2 separate regions of the Homo sapiens genome follow, and region 1 is linked to region 2. Evidence: chromatin loops called from intact Hi-C (ENCODE). Cell type or tissue: PC-3. All regions are shown on one strand. Each heading gives the region's core, and the rest is flanking DNA. Links, peaks and the distances in the headings are about the cores only. Region 1 has its middle 510 kb from the start of LINC02945. Region 2 has its middle 610 kb from the start of MIR297.

Region 1 (4,408 bases), core at 331-4,330, 130 kb after region 2:
AAGCTCTACAAAGACAGCTTTTATGCTCAATCCCACTCGAGAGATATTGGGTGTGCAAAAATTGTATCATGCATCGTTTAGAGTTTATAATCTAATAGTAAAGCAAAGATATATATTATTAAGAATGTTAAATAGTACAAAGGTTAGATATCACTGCAAAAATGTGTTCGTATCAGTACACAATGAGTGTAGTCAAACACATGCTGAGACTCAAAAGAGAAATAGTTTGCCATGAAAGATGGTAGTGGACATGCAGACTTTGCAGAGGAGACTTAGACTTACCTTCGGGTTAACAGGAGGATTTAAACAAAGACAGTGAGAAATAACAATCATGATAACTGGGAATATAGACATAATAATTAGTTGTTAATACTAGAATAATCAAACAATTTTTAACAATTTTGTTTATTTTACAAACATCACAGCTCTGCCATGCCTCAGGACCTCTGCAATTTTTCCCTCTGCCAGCAATTCTCTTAATCCAGATTTTCTCAGATGACTCCTCCTCTACTTCTGTTTCAGCAAATCGTCCTGATCATTTTTTCTCTCCAGCTGTCCCTATCACTTTAGTGTATTTTTTCATAGAATATATGAATGTCTAAAGTATTCATTTTTTTCTTTTTGTCTTTTTCTCATATTGGGAGCTTTTATTTATTGCTGTATTCCCAGGGGCTCGACCAAGTAGCAAATACTCAGAAATTGTGAGATGAATGAGTCACAATGACTGTTAAATTATATCGCATTATTGAGAATGAAATGTCCAAAGGGGAGGGGAGGTGGAGAGCCCACAGCATTTGCAGAACTAGCACAATATTTGATTCACAGTAGATATTCATAGACTCTCAATCCAGTTGATACTCAGTAAATGTTTTTTGAACCCACCTGAATTAATAAATTTTCAGATAATCTTAGATAGAATGGAGAGCTCTGATAAAGGAATAACACAGAAAAATTACATATAGGTTGGAGTCAGATTTTGAAGGGACCTTAAATGTTAACCTAAGAATTTTGTGATAAACTTGTGATAATAGAGAATAATTAAAGGTTTTTGAGCAGTAGGGCATTATAATAAAAGTAGTTTGGGGAATAAAAAATCATGGAATTTGAGTCTGATAACATCATGCGGTATGGTTAGCCTTAGAGAAAGAGAAACTAAAGACAAGAAGATTTCTTGAGGACCAATTGCAGTAGTACACCAAACATACCACATACCATAACAAACTCCTGTTCAAAAATGAGACCAAAAAGTCAATATATACTAAACTGACATGTCTGTTTACCTAGTTCACTATGAAATGGCTATTAGGCAGATAGACATATATAACTGTAAATACATTTAGAGGTTAAAGTGGGAGATAGGCTAACATTTTCCAAGTATGTTCCACAGGATGTTAGGAGATACTGAGCAATATATAAAAAGAAAAGGAAAAGTTGTCATGGCCAAATAAGTATGAGATTGAGAAGCACTGAGTCAAATATTTCCCTACTGTAGAATATCTGAGTCTTTAATCTTCCATGTGCATCATAAATCTCAATATAGTAGATTCATAAAGTTCCCCAAACATTTAAGCATCATTTTGTTTATTATAAAACATTTACTATGACTCTTATTTTACAGAAATAAAAGTGGGGAAGGCACAGATCATTGTGTTGGTTTGCTAGGACTGCTATGGCACAGACTAGGTGGCTTTTACAACAGAAATTTATTTTGTCACAGTTCTGGAGGCTGGAAATCCAAGATCAAGGTATCAGCATTTTCTTTAGAGGCCTCTCTTCTCGACTCTCAGGTGGCTACCTTCTCAGTGTCCTCACATGGCTTTTTCCTCTCTGAAAGCATATTCCTGGTGTATCTGTGTATGTGCAAATTTTCTTGTATTATAAAAACACCAGCCAGATTGAATTAGGGCTCACCCTAGTGGCCTCATTTTAACTTCATTTTAACTTGCTCACCTCTTTAATGACCCTTTCTCCACAGACAGTCACATTCTTAGGTGGGGATTAGAGCTTCAACATATGAATTTGAGGGGAACACAGTCTGGCCCAAAACAACCATCAGTACAATCAGCATGTGTGAGAGTCTCCAAAGAAGAAAAATTAAAGCCAAAAGAAACTGGGTCCCAAAGGCTGACGTAGAGGAGACCCACAGTTAAAATATAGCAAGAAGAAGCCACAAAAAGAGGTCAGAAAAGTAGAAGTGCTGCCAGGACACTAAAGTAAAGAATCAGTTTCTAAAAGTCTCCAGTGCAATGTCAATATGTTCAAAAGCTGTAATAAGCAAAAGAGAAAAGAATTCAGAAGAGGTAACTTAAACTGACAGTTCAAGAATATTGGTTGCCTTTGGGAAACGGGTAAAGTGGATTGGAGATAGAGTATAAAAGATTAGGAATTTACATTTAATTGTAAGAAACTAAATTCCATGTTTGAGAAATCTGGCATTAAAAAGAAGAAAATAACTTTTAGGATGCAGTTAACAAAGTTGAGGTTGAACCACATAAATCTGTCATTTTTGTAGGCCGAAAAATAATCAATTATCAGCAATTTCATATGGTTCAATCTAAAAAACGGTCTGTTTTCAAGAAAGTTCCGAAATATATAAGGGAGTGGTAAGGAATTCTTGGGAAAGGAGATATTGAAGAAGCAAGGAGTTGAGAAGTTTGAGGAGAAACCAGATATTGGAAAAAAAAAACAACAACAATGAAAAATCTTTTTTTTTTCTTGAGACGGAGTTTCACTCTTGTTGCCCAGGCTGGAGTACAATGGTACAATTTCTGCTCACTGCAACCTCTGCCTCCTGGGTTCAAGCGACTCTCCTGCGTCAGCCTCCGAAGTAGCTGGGATTACAGGCATGCACCACCACGCCCGGCTAATTTTGCATTTTTAGTAGAGACAGGGTTTCACCATGTTGGTCAGGCTGGTCTCAAACTCCTGACCTCAGGTAATCCACCCACCTTGGCCTCCCAAAGTGCTGAGATTACAGGCATGAGCCACTGCTCCCGGCCTTGAAAAACCTTTTAGAATGAAAATCATTTTCAATTAGGAGGGAAGTTTATAAAAAGGGTAATGGATAAACCATGATCAGATGGGCTCAAATTTTGAACTGTCAAAAAATTTTAAATAGCAGTCTCTATGTCTATATATTTCATAAGTGTTTGACAAATTTCTGCAAATATTTCTTTAGTATGGACTCTAATTCTAATATTTTATTACTCTGAGAGCTGATATTTAATTTCATAGTATCTTATCTAAAAGAGTATGACCTACAGTTTTAAAAGAGTAAAAGATATAAGATTTCAACTTTATAATTTTTTTGTAAAGAAGGTGATGATATTGTAATATTAAAAATACAAGGCATTTTTCAACATTTCACATAATGCAAAGTCTATGCAATTAGCCTATCAACATTTCCCTATCTGCTTACAAATCTCAGCAGGATTCCCAAGTTCACACAGTAATTGTGACCTCAACTAGTATAGAGGAAATAATCTGAAAAAATGCTTTTCCAGTTGATATGATGGGAAGATAACACAAATAATTGGATTATCTAAATTCTTTACTAACAGTTACCAAATATGGATGAAATTCTGACACAGTAAATAAGTAGCAGCTGTATAAAATTTCAAGCAAAAAGCCATAGGTTTTTACTATTTCTCCTACCCAAAGGAAGAAAAAGTTCCCCTCATATTTGTTCTGTTTATTTCCAACCTCAATTAGAAATACTCTCAAAGTATTGTTACAGTAATAAATATGGCATGTCCTTAAACATAAATTTAATTGGAAAATTTCAGAAGGAAAATAATATTTAAAATCAAAATAAGCAAAAACATTATGGAGTATTATACAATTGTATATAAGCTTTAATGATAAGGACTTTAAAATATTTATATTCAGCTGCCTGCTTGTGTCTATGCATCCTCTGGGGAATAGTACAAGTTCTCCACATTATTTGTTCTCCTCAGGCATTGGGCTTTCTTTCTTGGATCAATCTGAGAACTGCTAAGTGGAAATAAAAAAGGTTCTTGCTCATCTAAACATTCAACATACTATCAGGGATAATATTAGCACCAAGCTTTTCATGTACAAGAAAAACTTGTCACTTAAGAGAGTTGTTCATACGAACAGATTACTAATTTTAGTTACATAACACAAAACTTCTGTAGCTGGACATGTATAAACATGAGTTTTATAGAATGAGTCTACAGTATTTTCAGAACCAACTACTCAATAAGATACACAGTCAGTCATACCCACTTACCTAGGAAAAATTAAAGATTAACAGACTTAACATTAAAATTGACAATCAAGTAAAGCTGGAGGACCAGCTCCTGAAATGGCAGGATAACTAACCATTTAGATAATGCAGTCCAAAGTTTGAGTAGTAGAACCAATAATTTAAAATTAAATAAGTGAA
Region 2 (4,408 bases), core at 281-4,280:
TTATAATACAATTCCTAACCAGCTCCAATCCATTGTAAACAAGGCATAATAAAATATATATATATGCAAATAAATATATAGATTAAAAATAAATTAACATTTTACCTTCACTTCAGAGTATTTTTAGAGATTTTAAAACATCATTATGTAATAAAATCTTGTTTAAAAGCACTGACCATTTGTGATTAGAAATTAAATTTCTGATCATTTAAGAAAGTTAAACAGTAGTATCTCTTTTCTGTGGTTCCAAGAGTTCAAGTCTCTTCAGAAATTCAAAATTTTGTGTAAAGTTTACAAATTTGGTCATATAGTATAACCTAGTATTCCCAAGAGAAGAATTAAATTAGAAATTTCTTTCTGAATCTACTGACGTGATAAGTCCAAAATATGACATGCTGCCCTTGTTCATTTTCTTGCATTGTTGAGATTCACTTAATTTTATGTCATCTATCCCCATTCAAATTTGAGGGAACTTTTTTTGTTTAGATTGCCATTATATTTATGAGCAGTAGGTTAATGATATTTATATTTGAACACAGAATTCCTTTAATTTTTATTATTTCTTAATCCTATTTATTCAGAAGTTAATTGACTTCCTTAAAAAAATTGAGTACTAGTTACATAAACAGACATGTTGTGAACACTTCTTGTTATCAACTCTCTGAAGATAATGGTAATAGGCCTATTTTACTATAATTAGACTAAATTAATTCAAGTTAGTTAATGAAAGAAAATGGAGTCCATAGAATATTTCCATGTCATAAAAATGAAATTCCAAATTAAATGAAATTGTTTGCTTTAAAATACTATAGCATTCAGGCATATAGAGATTTGCTTGAAACCTGGGAGCATTATTGCTGTGCATCCTCTGATTATGACACACACAGTAATATCAGGTTGAAACTAACACAAAATTGATTAAGTGTGTAGAGTCTTCGTGAAAATGTTCAGTACACATAAATATTTGGTGAGCTAAAAAATATTTTACATCTGGAACTAATTTAAATATAAAACAGAATTTCATTTCATTGACTATTACACAATTTAATTAATTAATTAATACACAATTACACAATGAAAATAATTTTTCAAAATCAAAAGACTTGGGGAGAGAATGGAATAAGAAATAAGAGCCTTAAAATATTCTGAAGTAAAACATCTCTGTATGAAACTAACCTTCCAGTATCAATCATCTTCTGTGTGTGGCTTCAGGTTTCAGATTCCATTAATTTGAAAGAGCATCAGTCTACTGAACAATGGAGAGATGTTTTTTCAGAATCAGGATATAAACCCTCTTTTGACAATCTGAAGTGTGATTTTCCCAGAGGTAATCCATTTCAAACCAACAGTGACTACTCATTTTAATTAGTTGCAGGCAGTTTTGTAAATTAAATTCCCTCTTCTGAAGTCAAAATTCCAGAAAGAGAATGCTTTCATTTTGCTAATTGCTAAATGAGTTTCCAGAACAAGGTAGAATGAAGGAAGGGGTTTCTAATCAGTAGGCACCTCTTAGAAGGCACACACCTGTGACTGTTGAGCAGTATCTTAGTAGGGCTGGAATGTTACCACATTGAGTGTACATGCTTGCAGTTATCTCTCAATCCATACTAATAGATTCAGTTTACATTAAAGACAATTATTTTTCCCCCTTCAGTCATACGCCTTCATGATTCTGACTTGAATTGGACATATGTGATGTTATTTGAATTAAAAGTATGATCTAATAACCCAATACAAGACCTGATGTTTTAAAGTACAGCATTCTAATCCCTTTTGTGATATTCACTCCCTTAGTGGCCTAAGGCAAATATCTTTTTCTAGGTTTCAAAGACATATGAAAGTGCATGTAAACATAGAAATCACACACGCCTTCAAAAGCCCCTCTACCTCAATCAAAGGAAAGTACTTGCTTGAGATCCAATTCAGATCTGAAAGAAAACTTAGAACTGGTTTCTCTATGCAAGTAAAATTTTTGAAGGCTTCTTCCTACTTGAACATCTGCAATCCTTGGAAATGGCTTTAGGCAATTCTCGGAAGGATTCTCAAGGAGAGACTGACCCCTGGAGGCGGACAGAGCTCTCTTTTGGCCAGACCTGGCTTTCGTTATTCCCAGATATCAGGTAAAGAACTCTGACAAGAGAGGATGAGATCCGTGGGAAATTCCAATGTGTGCCTCACTTGCCTCCCTACCTTCTCTAAAATATTTGAAGACAAGGTAATGAAACAATAGGTGGTAGAATATAAATATTTTTTAAATCATGTGCTACTGGACCGTAAACTCCATGAGGGCAGAGATTTGTTCTATTTATCTTTATAACCTCATCTCTTGGTGCAGTGCCTTGCACTTAGCACTAAATAAAAGTCTGTAGAAGGATTAAATGAACAATTTAATAAATTTCATCTAATTGTTTTACAAAGATTAAGTAAATTGCACAAGGGTCCTATACTTAGCAGAAGACATGAATGTTGGCTGAACATCCATCAAAAACAATATGGGCAGGATGAAAGTTTAAAAACATTCAGCCTGAGAGGAGAGTCAGAAGCAGCCCCATGGAACAGAGAATAGCTGTAGTTATTTTATGTCAGCCCTCAATCACTGCCCCCCACTTTTCTATCTTTGGAATGGCTTTGATGATTCTTTTCAGAAGGAATCCATAAACTTCAGTGGCTTCATATCAACACGAAAAGGGAAGGGGTGGGGGAGGTACTGCTTGCTCTGTGTGGCTTATAAGTTTTAGGCCAAAACACAGTCATGATGAGAAAACTTTAGCTTCTCCAAGATTACTCCCCATTGACCAATGACTCAAGCTAATCTAAGATATTAAATATTGTTAATTGACATTACCTGTGGTAAGTCATAGTTTAATTATTATTTGTTCAGTTACTTAAACCTTAATGCTAATAAGTGAATCATGTAAGAGAAATTTTGGTTGTGGAAAGAACACAAAGTTATTGTAGTTTTGATTACTAAATACTTGTCAAGGCTTTAGCAAAGCAAAGGCAGAATGTTTTCCCCTAATAATTCAATATATGATATCCCCCCAAAAGGATGAAGTTAGTTAAAAAATATTTTTTATTTTACTTTATTTATTTTGTTTTGTTTTAACACCATTTGAAACTATATTGTGGGTAGGGCTCTGTATTTTTCTTTGCTGCTTAAGGTCTCTTATGAGCTCATGAGTGTGCCCATGTGTCTAGTGTTATAGCATTAAAAAAAGGAGTAGATAAGACTTTATAAATTTCATTATCTTATTAGAACCAATCATGCTTTCTCTCCATTTAAGTTATGCTCTAGGGAGAAGTCTTTGAGAAAAACTCAACTGCAAATCTAAGCTAAACTTCTCATCTTTCTTGCTCCACAAATATGTAGTCTATCTTTTTATATACCTCTAAATTTTTGCTTCAAACTCTTAACTCTTCAAATCTCCTCAATTCTTACTTTCTCTGTTCACATAAGTTTAGAATTAGTCTACAATGACAGTCACATTCATTTCTTCTCTTTCTTGAGAAAAAAAAGCTTATTTTCTGATTATAAAAGTAATTTTATGCTCCAGGTATAAAACAAAGACAATTATAAAGAAAAAATAATTCCTAATTCTACTACCAAAGAAAACTACTACTAACATTTTATAAATTTCATTCTTGGATTTAATAGCCTATACTATATATTTCTTTTCAAAGTTTGCTTTTCTCACATAATACAATACTTTTCCCTTATCTATGGGATATGTTTTAAGACTCCTAGTGGATGCCCGATGCCACAGATAGTACAGAACACTGGATATATTATGTCTTTTTTACATATACATGCCTGTGAAAAAGTTTAATTTATAAATTAGGCACCGTAAGAGATTAACAGCAATAATTAATAATAAAACAATTAGACCAATATAGCAAAAGTTATGTGAGTGTGGCCTCTCTCTCTCTCCCCCACTCCCTCTCCCTCTCCCTCTCTCTCTCTCTCTCTCTCTCCCTCTCAGAATATCTTGTTGTATGTAATATTTTCAGATTGTGGCAACTGAAACCACAGAAAGCAAAATTGCGGACAAGAAGGGACTACTTTGTAACATTTTGATATCTTGATACTTTTGTTTTAATGCTTTCTTGTTGGCTTTAACTTCTTTTGTTTTTCTAACTTTTTAAGTATTGAGTGCATTAGTGAATATGCTTTTAATTTTTATAAATTCTACTGGTGGTACTTTATTTTTAAAAAACATTTTAAACATATTTATCTAGTTACCAAAATCATGAATGATTTATATTATTTGAAACTATACTAACCTATTTTCAGCCCTTCCTACCTCTCGTCACCATCTCTCCTCATTTTCCAGGTTTGATTACTTTAATTAAGGAAATGATTAAAAAGATTATCATTATTAAAATTTTATTTTTGATTATCTATTTTCTA

Evidence for each region. Peaks named below come from ENCODE experiments on the same cell type or tissue, not always from the same donor. Only the 100,000 strongest peaks of a DNase experiment are listed, where the experiment ranks them.
Region 1: it touches region 2 in a loop (13-fold over the local background); 1 of 110 quality-filtered maps calls a loop at or near these places.

What each region holds. Positions count from the first base shown.
Region 1 is chr4:111,601,146-111,605,553 of GRCh38, forward strand. No RefSeq gene overlaps it. Among named protein-coding and RNA genes, the nearest start is that of LINC02945, 510 kb to the right of the region's middle. In PC-3, for the core only: a CTCF peak has its summit at 1,911; no DNase peak of the experiment used is centred there.
Region 2 is chr4:111,473,137-111,477,544 of GRCh38, forward strand. No RefSeq gene overlaps it. Among named protein-coding and RNA genes, the nearest start is that of MIR297, 610 kb to the left of the region's middle. In PC-3, for the core only: a CTCF peak has its summit at 2,053 (motif pointing left); no DNase peak of the experiment used is centred there; H3K27ac peaks cover 465 bases.